2 separate regions of the Mus musculus genome follow, and region 1 is linked to region 2. A link is a loop called in an ENCODE intact Hi-C map of the cell type or tissue named here. Cell type or tissue: heart. All regions are shown on one strand. Links, peaks and the distances in the headings refer to the core of each region. The heading gives the core; the rest is flanking DNA.

Region 1 (7,055 bases), core at 1,792-5,791, 550 kb after region 2:
TTGAAATTGTAAGCATGAAGCATAACCTTCAACTGGAAGGATTTCTATGTAAATAAAATTTCAAATGAGATAAACATGTTTGTAAGACACTGTCCTGACTTTTAATTCTCAACTGAAGTTCGCAGATCACCAAGATAATCAAACCTTTGCCAAATATGATAGTGGCCACTCCTTTCCAACAGAACTAGGAAGGGCAAGGAAGAGAAAGGAGACTACTGGCATTCCTTTATTATAGAGAGTCCTAGGCAGACTGTAGCTCTAGATGACCTGGTTCACCGGTCTTGGTGTGAGATGGAAGGAACCATCAAATTCTTCCTCTACTGGAGCACAGGCTTGTGGGGCCGTGGCATCAGCCATCCAGGAAGAAGATCCATCTTCATTTTCCAGGCAAGCTGAAAAGATGAGGAGGAGTCCACCCACAGCTAGGAAAAGCCCAGCAGCCCAGCCCAGGAACAAGGCGTCTCCAAACTCCCACCGGGGCACAATCTCAGGGATGCTGTCATCCCAGAAGTCTTGAAATGTGGCATAGGCCACCCAGGAGACTGGAAAGAGGGTAGTAGCTGAAGCTGATGCTTCCAGAGTCCCTCCCAGGAGGCACAGCCGAGTCTTGAAAACTCCTCCAGGCCTGTGAAACCGGAAGCATTCCAACCCGCAGCTAGACAGCAGAAGTCCCAATAGTCCCAGCCCATGGGAAGCCACCATGAGAATTCGGGCTACCTGTAGCTCTTGGGGCAGAGACAAAAACGACTCGAAGGCTTTGCATACAGTGCCAGCTTCCTCCTGATTCACGCATGCCTCCCAGAGTCCCGAGACCCAGGTTTCCATTTCATTCAGATCCAGAGTGAGAGTCTTCCACTGGGGAAGAACGGTGGTGACACAGGAGCACACCCAGCCAAGGACAGAGAGGAGCAGACCTCCAAGCTGGACTCTCCCACGGAAGCTACAGGCCATGGTTGTGCCCTCTGGAGGAGGGGATAATGAGCTCAGGGACTGGTCAGCTGGGGTGACTTTCTGGGAAGTTAGAGTGGATGGAAGTTGCAGAAAACGGTGGTGTTAATTTTCAATGCAACAGCTGAGACAGGTGTTAGGAATTTGGCAGTGTTTGGGCCTAGGGGTGTGGCCAAGATCAGATGTGAGGATGGATTCTGAAGGAGGGTCCCATGAGCCAGTCCGATAGCTAGAGATTAAGCTGTCACTGTGCTTGATAAATACTTTCATAAAGTCAAAAAAATCACTCCTTGACTCTGGGGTTACAAAATTGGTATTCTGGAAATACACCTTGGCACGATCTTTCCCAAGGACACTTTCATACTTTTAAATATATGGGGCAAGTGAAAACGCTCGGTGGATAAAGGTGCTTGCAGCCAAGTGAGACAACCTGAGTTCAAGACCAAGGTCTCACGTTGTAGAAGGAGAGAACTGACTTGTATACATGTGCTCATGCATCTGAATAAATGCGACTAAATATTTAAAATATGTATAGACTTTGACACAGAACGTATCTATAGGGATTTTATCTATGTTCTAGGTAACTATATCGAAAGATTTATTTTAAACATCCATTGAAGCTTGTTAATAATTATACATCTTGGTTAGTAGAAGTGATGTTAAGACCAGAGAGACGACTCAGCAATTAAGAGCACCGGCTCCTCTCCCAGAGGGCCTGGATTCAATTTCCAGCACCTGCATAGGGGCAACCAACCATCTCCAGCTCAAAGTTCCAGGGGACCCCAACATTCATTCCTCTGGCCTCTGTAGGCACCAGGCATACACATGGTGCACAGACACACACATACGCAGAAGAACTTTAAGTGATGTAGGGGCTTGGGAACTTAGCTAGGTAGAAGGCTTTGGAGTACAGGCCTTTGGCTGCATCCCTAGGACCACATAAAAGGGTGTGGTTGCATCACCTCTAATCTTAGCACTCAGGAGGCAGAGACCTGAGGTTTAGAAGGTCAAGGTCATTCTCAGCTACATAGTGCAAGTTCACTACATTAAACCCTCACTTTTTTTTAAAAAAGAGGTGACTTTTGTAGAAGGAAAAAACTTCTGAAAGACTTATGTGTGTGTTTTGCCTAATGCATGTATACACCCAAGTAGGCAGTAGGTCATTGAGTCCCCTGGAACTTAATTTATGGGTGGTTGGAGTTGCCATGTGGGTGCTGTAAATCAAACCTGGGTCCTGTGCAGGAACAAGTGTTCCTCGATGCTGAGCCAGCTCTTTAGCCTGCAGAAGATATTTTCATAAAGTGGGGGTGGGGTGGGTGGTGGTGGTGGGGAAGGAGCTGCTCTGTCACATAGCAGACAGGAAGCAGAGTGGAACCTGAAGTCCTTCACTGAGAAAGCAGGAGATCACGTGATGCAGAGCATTGCGAATGCCGTTTCATTCTCTTTGAAAGCTCTCTCTTAGGGCTGGAGGGATGGCTCAGAGGTTAGGTGACCGACTGGCTGCTCTTTTGGAGAACCAGGATTTGAGTCTCACCGACATGGCAGTTCACAACTGTTTATAACTCCAGTTCCAGGGGATCGGACACCTTCTTTTGGTCTCCTTGAGCACCAGGCATGCAAGTGGTATACAGGCATATACTCAAGGAAAGTACCCGGGCTGTTGGCTTCAGGGTGGAGGCCAAGAAAACTCACTTCAGATATGAAAGCTTAAAAGATGAGAGCCTCACGTGCTGAGACAAGACACGTGGTGAGGCAAGACCCGAGAAAGACTTGTGATGTTTGTCGGGAGTATAAATAGGATTCAATGGACAGCAACGGAGGCTTGAGGCTTGCTTATAGAGCTAGCTTTGTAAACCTTCTTAGTTTTGCATCTTAGCTGATCTTTGCTTCATTGAGAGAGGCACAGCAGAGAACTTTTCCTGGTGTTCCTGTTGGCCCTGGTCTCTTCCCATGATTTGTGCTGATTCAACTCAACTGAGGCCTGGCTAGTTCCTGCTAGGTCGTGCCACTGCTGCTGCTGTCCAGACACTACTGAGCTGCACTGCTGGTATATCCTTCAACTGGTATATCCTTCAACTGGTATATCCTTCAACTGGTAAATCCTTCAACTGGTATATCCTTCAACTGGTATATCCTTCAACTGGTATATCCTTCAACTGGTATATCCTTCAACTGGTATATCCTTCAACTGGTATATCCTTCAACTGGTATATCCTTCAACTGGTATATCCTTCAACTGGTATATCCTTCAACTGGTATATCCTTCAAGTGTTTGCGAGTGGACTGAGCTGCCACTGCTTACCCGTGAACTGAACTGCTGATTTCCTGACAATGCAGGTGGGATTTGCACCAAAGAACCTTTCTCAACAGGTCTACTTCCCCCATATCCTTTCTTTTCTACTACCTCTGGTGGGTGGTGGGCTAGAAGGGAGGTTAAGTGTTTTAAGAACCATCATTAGAAGTAGGCTTTGAAAAAAATTAAAGTTACAATACCTTGGCTTCAAGGTCCCTAATTCATTCTCCTAGACATTAGGTTCAGAACTGAGAGTGATATGGGGACAAAGGAGTGGATCAGCTGCATGGAGTTATTAGGGCATAGCAGGGAATTGGTTATATATTTACAACTTATGCACCTTGGTTTAGATGACAGCAGTTTCTATGTTCTTTACCAATTAACAGACAATTTAGAAAATGTTTGGAGACGTGGGATAGGAGTTTGTTCCTAGATTAGGAACAGGAACTTGTGTGACCCTGCCAGCAAGATGTCCTTGAGAGGGCGGGACTCCGACAACTGTCTCCTTACAAGCTGTCCCTGAGATGTCTGAACCCAGGGGATTGTTTACCACAGAAGCTGTTCAGCTATAGGGAAGTCCCCAGCCTCCCCAAGGCCTGGGATCTTGAATTTATTTTCTGAAAACAAAATGGTAGTACTTAGATTAAGTTTCTTTTGCTCGTTCCCAACAACACATTGTAAAATAATTTTTAACCCCTTCCATGTCCGAGTTTTGTTTTAAACAAAATGTTAATTTGTTGTTATCTTAATGTTAGGTTTGTGTTGGTGTTTTAATTTTCTTACTCATTTCTTTACACATTAGATAAGTTTGTCGTTTGATATTTTGTGATCAGAAAGCCCATTCATTTGAAGACTACTATTCCTCAGTCCAAGCGAATTTTCCTACCGCCTGGTAGACTCAGAACATCGCTGGAGAGAAGTGCTCCCTCTGCTGGTCCTCTGCTGATCCAAAGTCAGCTGCAAGTAGCTGTCAATCATACCAGCTTCCATTCTGTCTGTTGCTGCTTCTAAGCCACAGGATCTGATGGGAGAGGAAGTGATTTGCACTTTCTGATCATGGCTAAATGCCAGGCTTTGAGTTCGGTGCTTGGCACTGAATTTTTATTCTGACACTGTGTGAAACACTTTAGGGAAATTAGCAAGGTGTCCTGGCTGGTAGGGGACAGAAGTAACCTCAAGTTAAGTGACTTGGACTTGACCACTTCAGGTTCTTGTCCCCAGCCACAGCATTGACCCAGCATGTTGGCTAAGAGCTTGTCTCTATGGCAGAACACAAGAAACCTGGGATTTATTGCACCAAAGTCATAAAGGTCTGGCCAGTGTGTTCTCTTTTCATGCTTTTGGGTATGTGTGCGTAGCATGTGCATACATGTGCATGCGTATGTGTGTAGAGGCCAGAAGTCGATGTCCCGTGTTGTCTTATATTATTCATCATCTTACTTATTTAATTAATTTACTTATTTATAAAGGACACCATTATATCAGGTACATCTGATAGAGGGTTAGGTGTATAAAATATATAAAGAACCAGAAAAACTTGGCATCAAGAAAGCAAAGTTAGGGCTGGAGAGATGGCTCAGCAGTTAAGAGCTCTTCTGAAGGTCCTGAGTTCAAATCCCAGCAACCACATGGTGGCTTACAACCATCTGTAATGAGACCTGACGCCCTCTTCTGGTGTGTCTGGAGATAGTGACAGTGTACTTACATATAATAATAAATAAATCTTTTTAAAAAAAAAAAGAAAGTAAAGTTAAAAATGGGAATCAGAACTAAGCAGAGAGTTCTCAAAAGGTGAAACAGAAATGGCCGAGAAACACTTACAGAAATGTTTATCTTGGTGGTGGCGCACACCTTTAATCCCAGTAGTCGGGAGGCAGAGCCAGGTGGATTTCTCTGAGTTCATGGCTATCCTAGTCTACAGAGTGAGTTCCAAAACAGCCAGACTTACAAAGAGGAACTGTCTTGAAAAACAAAACAAACAAATAAAAAGATAAAAATAAAAATTTAATGTTCTTAGTTATCAGGGAAATGCAAATCAAAACTATTCTTTTTTTTTTTTTTTTTGGCTGGAGGTTAGCATAATCTCATTATATAGTCCTTGGCTGGCTTGGAACTCTTCATATAATCCAGGCTGGCCACAAACCATAGAGATCAGGCCTCTGCCTGCCACCAAGCCTGCCTATTTATTTATGTGTATGAGTAGAGTGTCCACAGAACAAGAAGGGAATATCCGATCCCCTGGGGCTGGAGTTGCACACAGTTGTAAGCTGCAATGTGAGTGCTGGGAATTGAATGTAGGTTCTCTGGAAGAGCAGTCAGTGCCTTAACTGCGGAGTCATCTCTCCCGCCCAGGATTTCCCGGGTCTTTGCATTTTCCTAAGAAATAATTAAGCATTGGGGCTTGTTATTTGTATGAGCTCCCTCCAAAAGCAAAATCACAAAATTATTTGTAATTTTGTAATTTCCCCTAATGAATCTTCCCCACTCTGTCTTTTCCCTCCCTTGCTTATTTTGAAAATAGCTACTGTGTTGTTTTTTGTGATCATTAAGTCACGTGACCGGGGCTCCAGACCTAGTACAGAACTCGCCACATAGTATTCCTCAGTGAAGGCACAGTGCAGGTTTTCAGAAATGTCATCTGTGGATTATTATTTTTTTTTTGTCATTGGGCATTTATTGTTTGCAACATTTCAAGTATTTAAAGTAAGGCTGAGAGGACTCCACGCAAAACTGCTTTCCAAGGACAGCCTGGCCACCTTAGAGCACAAGCTTTCTCAACCCAAGATTCTTTCTCTTCCCCCATGGAACAGGAACTACCTGTCCTATGCTCTATTAGGATGAGCTTGATTGGTTTAGGGACCCAATGTTGCAATGGACCTTGGGAGTCGGGATCTACCTAAGGTCCTCTCTCATAAGACTCCTTTTAAAGAATGAAAGATGCTTTCATCAAAGCAGTACATGTTTATTGCAGAACAACAGAAAGCAGAGAAAAGGATGCGAAGAAACAGCATAAGCCATTAAAGTCCACCCAGAGGACACCACACACACACACACACACACACACACACACACACACACACACACATCACACACCACACATACCCTAAACACACACTTTAGTTTTTGAGACAAGGTCTTTGTAGCCCTGCAGGCTTGGCACTCACTAGTAGACCAGGTTCACCTCAAACTCAGATATTCGCCTGTCTTTGCCTCCTCAGTGCTGAAAGCTTGAATCCAAAGTTGTGTGTGACCATGTATGGCCTGCACCTCTATTTTATTTTCTTAGAAAAAAAGGATCATACTATACTGTGTGAATATCTCCAAGTATGCAATACATACCAATAATGAGACGATTTTATTATTTTTAGTAATTCTTTTATATGTATGTGTCTCAGTGTATATATGTGCATCATATATGTACAGGAACCCTCAGAGGTCGAATGAAGACATTGGATTCCCTCGAATTGAAATTACAGGTGTTTTTGAGCTGCCTCACATAGGACTGGAACCCGGGTCCTCCACAAGGCTAGTTCTCTTAACTACTAAGTGATCTCTCAGTTGAAGAATGTTAAAGGTCAAGCTCTCAGTGCAAGAATTTTCCCTGCCATCAACGATAAAAAAGGACAAAGGGTAAATTAGCAAGAGAAAAGATGACATTTGTATAATAAACATCTTGTTTATTGGTTTTATTGCCTGCTCCAGGAAGGATGCTGGAGACAGATAACATCTGTTCTAAATCCCTACTGATTGAATTACCTGTATCTGCACCCTTGTCTCTGTTAATTTTATACTTTATGGTATTGCTGCACTAATG
Region 2 (6,844 bases), core at 1-4,000:
AAAACCAAAAACAAAACAAACAAACAAAAAAAAAAAACCTTCCGCACCTATTACTCAAATATAACCAACTATTGAGTCTTAAAGCAAGAAGGTACAGGACTGGTAGATTTAAGCATGCCAGTCCTGCTTTCCTGCGTTATGTTTATGGAGTTTTTAAAACACTTTAACGTCTGCAATTTCACACGGAAGTTAAGCGGATAGACTCGGAAACACATCCTGCACGATGCGGCAAAGGCCAATGAACTCAAATGGGAAGGCACGGTACACAGGAAAGAGGAAAGCAAGTACTGAGGTTCCACCTCGGATCCCTGGACTTTTCCAAGGTGGAGACGCAGATGTCCCCATCATCCGACGTCACTTTCGGCCCGAACGCCGCGGAATTCCGGCTCGGCGCGCTCCGCTCCTTGGCCCGGCCTGTGAATGCCACAGCCGCCCTAGGACCGTGCCCGCCCCTTACCTGGTGGAACAGCTCGAAGAGGAGCTCCTCTGTCACCTTCGTCTCCAGGTTACCCACGAACAGAGTGCGGTCGGCCTCTGCGGCCGCCGCCCCCATCTCCGCGCTGTTCCAGTCCCAGGCCTAGGCTGCCTGCTCAGGGCCGACCGACCCTACTGCGCACCCTCAGAAACACTCACGTCCTCCCGTTCAGACGTCACGACGTAAAGGCCCGCCGTGCGCGAGCGCAGACGAGCTACGCACGCGCGCGGGACAAGCGCCCGTTTCCGGCGGCTGCTCCTTCCGCCGTTGCGTGAAAAATGGCTACTGGGGTTGGTAACGGTTGCGTCTGACGCGGGCTGGAGTGACCTGCGGCGCCGCCGAGGGCCCAGTTTGATCGACATACGTCTAGCAAACACTGCAGGCGGTGTTTGAAGATGGCCCAGAACTCGGTGTCGCTGTCCGCCGGCGATCAAGCCAACAGGATGGCCCACCGATCCTCCCAAGGAGATCTCAACCCGTCGGCCATGGCTTGGGCAATGGTCTCCGGAGATAGCTTCCTGGTTACTAGGCTGGATCCGAATCAGCCGGGACCTCGGCCACCAGCGCGACCCAGCGTTCGGGCCGACAGACGTCGAGTCCCTGTCGGTGGCCGCAGCCGGAGCCGAAGCCGCCAAGGCAGATTCTCGCCTTACCCGATCCCAGGCGTCAAGCTCGACCTCTTAAGAAGTGTGCTGCAGCAGCGTCTGGTTGCACTGGGAACTGCTCTCGCAACCCGAATCTCAGCGTAGAACGAATGCCTCCCCTCACTTAGCTTACAAACAAGGCCTCTCCAAAAATCATGTCTTGGTGTGACGGCAGTTTTATTCTTACGCATTTTCACCGATGTGGGCGGTTAATATAGGCTACCAAAGAAAAGTTTAGCCGGGCATAGTGACACACATTTTTAATCTCAAGACTCGGAAAGCAGGCTCTGAGTTACAGGCTAGCCGTTTGTTACATAGTCGAGGGGCTTAATATCCATCCATGTGGGGCCAAGAAGAGGCCAGGAGGGCTTTTCTTAAGTAGTCACAAAGCTAGGTGACTAGTTGTGAATGATGTAGAGTCTTATAGTGCAGACTTGCCGTGTATTAAGGATGGTCTTGAACTCCCCCTTGCCTGGGCCTCCCAGGTGCTGGTGTTTACAGGCGCGAGCCATACACCAGGCTTGAGTAAGCTGCTCAGTATGGAATCCAGCTGTGTCTGAGTTCTACAATCCTCCCTGATTCTCTGGGGCTTCTAATTTAAGCCTCTCTACCCGTGACTACCCTTGAATTCATGTTGAGGAAAAATGTCCTTTATCACATTGCCATTCCCCACCACCTAACTACACCCCCCTTCTGTTTTGTTTTGTTTTGTTTTAGAAATATCTATAGACTCCCAATCTTTGGGGGTGGAGTGTCTCATTTTGTACCTCTGACTATCTTGAAGTTGACAGACATGACTGCCTCTGCCTCCCAAGTGCTGGGATTAAAGGCATGCTCCACCAGGTCTGGTCAGACTCCAATTTTTTTTTTTTTTTAAAGATTTATTTATTATATGTGAGTACACAGTAGCTGACTTCAGACACACCAGAAGAGGGCACCAGATCCTATTACAGATGGTTGTGAGCCACCATGTGGTTGCTGGGAATTGAACTTAGGACCTTCAGAAGAGCAGTCAGTGCTCTTACTCACTGAGCCATCTCACCAGCCCCCAGACTCCAATCTTAAACATACTAAAAACAAGTACTTTTCCAAGTTAAGCCAAATGTACAGCATACTTTTCCAAAGACTTCAAATGAACATTTGCATGGGCCATATTATTTAATCAACTCCCAACTTTATTAGTGTGAATCTACTGTCACAAAATATGCTGGTGGGACCTAAGTCAATCACTGTCACTTGACATTTGTTTTCTGCTCACTGTGATCACTTGGTATCTTTTGTTTTTATCAATCTTAGAATGATTTTATACTGAAATGCCCTTGCTGTGTTGCCCAGGTTGCTCTAGAACTGGAAATCCTGCGTAAGGGTCCCCAGTGATAGGTGTGTACCCAACAGCAGGTGAACTTCATACATCAAGAGCCAGAAGTGCATTCTGGATGGAGAAGCTAATAGGTAACAGCCACACTAGACCTTATTAGGGAGAGTAATGCCACTCTTTATTAAGCGGTAAAGATGGCTTCCCATGTTAACTGTGTTCTGGTTCTCTTAAGTGGCTGATCATTCCTATGCTATTTTCCCTTAACCATGTATTCCCCTAAGTGGTATTGGGAGGAAGTTTGTGGATTTTTGTTTTGTTTTCAGACCCTTGTCTCCTTGGACTTACTTAAAATGAGATAAAGCAGACTGCCACATGCTGCACTGGGATTTTTAGAACCACATCTGCAGAGGAAAATGTAGTGGACATATAGAAGACTGGAAATTGTGACAAAGGGAAGATACTGGCAATATTAGCTACTTTTAATTGAGTGTGGCATTGTGCTAGAGGGTGTTGCTCAGTAGGGTGAGCTGATTGAATTCTGTGCTTGCTGTTGCCTGGATCAGGCACTTAGAATTAAGTAGTGTACAAGGTAGATAGGTGGCTTTGCTCACATGGCGCTTTACACTGTGTTACTTGATTACCACACCAGCCTGTAAGAAGGATACTGTACTTTAATTTCTTTGCTGGGTAGTCTGAAAGTGAGGGGGATTCTCCAAGGTCTTTTAGCTGAGGCTCTTTGAAACTTGCAACACAGACACCCACTTACAGTAGCTACTACCCCAGATAACTAAAAGGAAGTTAGCAGAGCTTTAATCAAAACAAATGATTGAGGAAAGAAGTCCACATGTACACTATGGGTAGGGATAGTGAGGTGAAGCTGGAGGAAGAGTGCAGTCCTGTCAGGAAAGGCCACCTCAAGGCACTAAGCTGCCAGGGAACTGAGGAGAGGCTGAGTCCTTTTGACGTTATCAAATGCTAAAAGTGTTAAATAGGGCTCAAGGGCTTCTTGTCTTGCCATTTGATGTCCAATTCTGTACTAAAAAGTCGTTTTTCCTTCAAGTTGGTGGACATTGGAAAGTAAGGATTAAAAAGTCTTAGATAAAAAAGGCTAGAACCACAGGAAATGAGGACACTGGCTTGAAAGAAGGCGCTAATTACAACACCAGGCTCAAGTACTCAGCACCCCAAAATCTAAAAGTACATCTGTGCTAGGGAGGACCCAGAGGGAGTAGACTCCATTTCTGTTCTGGTGTATACATGGTCATCAGGATTCAGGCTTTGGTTGAGAGATAATGTAACAGGGTTTATTGTGTTTCCTTTGGAAAGAAGAAAGCCTTCACATAAACTCTCCATTATTTTAAGTGAGAGTCAAGTGCAGAGTGTCAGAGTTATAGTGTGCCACAAAGACTGTAGTATGGAAGAACAACTAGCAACACCTTTGAAGTTACCCCAAATGGACAATTAAATGTTCCCAAGAACAGACTTTTGGGTGGGGGCACAAAGTGAGTGTCCTTGCAGTGTTGGTAATGCTGATCCTAAAATGGGTTTGAAGAGTAGTCTGGAAAGTTAGCGATTGGGGTTAAGCAGCTGGATAGCCTATGTTGAAGTGGGTTCCTATTAGCATGATTGCAGCAAAGAATTAAAAGTCTAAGAAAACATTTAGGGTATTAAAAGGAAACCAGTGGAACCATTGAGAGAGAGAGTTTGCAGAAATCCCAGATTACCTACCTTAGTGCCATCCCTGCCACAATGGAAGGAGAGCCTGCTCCCAGAGGTTGACCTCTGGTCTCTACTTAACAGCATGTGCAAGCACGCACACACATAGTAACAAAGAGACTGATTGACTGTCCTTAGTACCAGATGGTGTTTACAAGAGCAACTGAAGAAGAAACAGGAAGGAAAGAAGAAGGGAGAGAAGTCCAAGAAGAGTGGTCATCCAAAGATGGTCTTTCCAGCCATGTCTCAAATATTCAGTTCATTTATTCACAGCCCGTTAAGCTACATCGTTGGTCTTCTCAATTTCTGTAAAAACTATGCCTGTTTTCTTAGCCAACCAAATGCATAATTTTGAATCTGGCCGCTCCAGCAATGCCCTCATTGCCCGCCCACTTTGACCTGCACAGTCTTCCTCAGCTGATCTACATTATGCATATTTGTTGTATTCCTCGGATGGCTTCCATCACCTGACATGGACTCACGGTGTCTCTCTTCCCCTCACACTCCTTTCTCTTCTTCCTTGTCTCTTCACAGCCACTTAGTGTTTCTCAAAGTCTGTTTTCAAGTCCATCACTAGAAATGCTACTACCATGGAAATGATACAAGGACAATGAATTTGTCAAGTGATGAGCGCTTTATGACCTTAGGAAGCTCAGGTGTGCTATGGCACATTAAAAGTTCAGAAAACTTTGTAGAGGAAGCATCACTTATCTTCATGTGAAGCAGTGTTTGACAGCTTATCCATACACTTAATTTTTGCATACTTCCTTCCCAGAGAGATAGACTCTTCTGCAAGAACAACTTTAAGACACTGCTAAAGATTTAGTGAACCCCACTTTCATATATTAACAATCAATATATCCAGTGGGGCAGGTTTTAATAAGTTTCCAGAGTGTTCTTGAGTAAATAGTTTGGTCAACAAGGTAGAGAAACCTAAGCTGTCCTGTAGAGGACTGACCTGTCCCTCTCAATGCCTGTTGGGTGGCAGGGAGTGGACATCAAGCAGGTAGCTGCAGATCCCTAACACAGCATCAGGACTGGTGTTACTAATGATGATGCCACTTCATCAGAAAGGGAAGTACAGTGGTTTCTTGAGGATGCTGTAATTTTTATTGAATAATGCTTTAGTTGGATTCCTTCCCTGGAATATCTGTGGTCAGCACTCCTTTAATAGGGAAAAAAGCATTTGCCTTTGGGTCCCCAAAGACCTGAGAGTTCTTGAAACATGGTGACTAAGAACTTTCACAGTCCAAGATACATACATAGAGGCTTTCTATGATCTCACAAATCTGCATTGTCAGGCCTTATAGTTCCCATGGGTGGTTGTTCACGTCTGCCTTATACCCAACTCCCTTGTCCCCTTAACTAGGTCACCCTTTTCCTCTCAACTAAACTTAGTCAAGATTCTTTACATTGTTAAAACCAATTTTAAGCAGGTTAAACAGGAAAATGAAGTATATGGATTTTCAGGCCTGGAAACATGTGATAAGCATTTAATACTGTGCCTACCTAGCACCTATTTACCCTTCGTCTTTGTTTTTTCTTTGTCTTGGAGCCCACCCTTTGTTTAGTTATTTGCAATAATCCTTCACACCCAACCAGGGATAAATATAACCTGTTCTATTTCATTTTCTGGGGATATTCAACATGCCATATGTATGTACATATATATATATATATATATGTATATATATATATATATATATACACAATCAAGAAAAGATAGTGCTTGCTTAATAAATGAATGATTTTAATAGGCTATTTCCTCTTGGAATCAAAATTGAAGGAACATTCCAAGAAGGCAAGGGCAGTATTTTTTTTTTCTTTTAATTTAGCTGTGTATTCGAGTAACACTTGAGTACCATGGCAACTGTGTGGAAATCAGAGGACAACTATCCAAGTCAATTCTGTCATCCAAATGGGTTCTAGAGATGGAATTCAGGTCACTGGGCCTGGTGGCAAGCACCCCTTACCTACCAAGCCATCCTTTGAGGCATTCGGATAGGACTTGTTAGCACTTTGTTCTACGATGATCTTACTGGAGTAGATGTGTATAACAGTAAGGCAGATTGTGCTCTAAAGTTTGCTTCCATTTTCAGTCACTCTGCCTCTGGAACTGTAAGAGAAAGTTAGATCCGAATCCCAGATTTCAACAATTATACGTGTGAATATTTGATACACTTAATGTTTTCCCTATTTAATAATTAAGAAAGACTATGGAGTCATGTAGAACATACCCAGATTAGATGATTGGTTACAGGCTGTGTTGTTGCTAGCCACTTCACAGGGGTTGCTGTATTCAGTCAGCACAATCGCCCTGTGATAAGTTGGCAAATTTTCTTTTGTAAAGATCCAGTTACATGCCAGATATTATGAGCCAAGAAGCAGAGTTAAGGCCTGGGTAGGTGTAGAAACAAAAAGACTAAACATATAGCAAATCTCCCCAGTCTTTACCAATTAGACTCTGATGCTTAGAGCCAACCCCAGTGACTTGCACTCCTTTATACACATATCCAGAGCCTGACTCCCTGTGGTCGAATGCAGGAAGGACAAATGGTGCTGTCAGTTTTTCTACTTAACAAGATAACGAGGTGCCCACCTCTTTCTTGTCTAGATAGGGTCCACAAGACTAGGCCAAGCAACTGTTAGAAAAGGGCTCCCGGTGTTGTTCACAGTGCTCCCGGTGTTGTT

Evidence for each region. A loop is a pair of places that touch in the nucleus more often than their neighbours do. Peaks named below come from ENCODE experiments on the same cell type or tissue, not always from the same donor. Only the 100,000 strongest peaks of a DNase experiment are listed, where the experiment ranks them.
Region 1: a loop joins it to region 2, with 3 times the contacts of the local background. A loop is called at or near these places in 4 of 42 quality-filtered maps.

What each region holds. Positions count from the first base shown.
Region 1 is chr9:49,047,344-49,054,398 of GRCm38, forward strand. It overlaps Cldn25-ps (claudin 25, pseudogene), which reads right to left and starts at 999. Exons shown (of 1, transcript NM_001384265.1): 1 at 214-999. The coding sequence starts at 951. The coding sequence ends at 259. In heart, for the core only: a CTCF peak has its summit at 4,180 (motif pointing left); a DNase peak (open chromatin) is centred at 4,198.
Region 2 is chr9:48,494,698-48,501,541 of GRCm38, forward strand. It overlaps Rbm7 (RNA binding motif protein 7), which reads right to left and starts at 633. Exons shown (of 5, transcript NM_144948.5): 1 at 458-633. The coding sequence starts at 553. Gm5617 (predicted gene 5617) reads left to right here and starts at 646. Exons shown (of 1, transcript NM_001004191.3): 1 at 646-1,278. The coding sequence starts at 871. The coding sequence ends at 1,224. In heart, for the core only: a CTCF peak has its summit at 2,068 (motif pointing right); a DNase peak (open chromatin) is centred at 664; H3K4me3 peaks cover 1,749 bases; H3K27ac peaks cover 1,392 bases; H3K27me3 peaks cover 150 bases.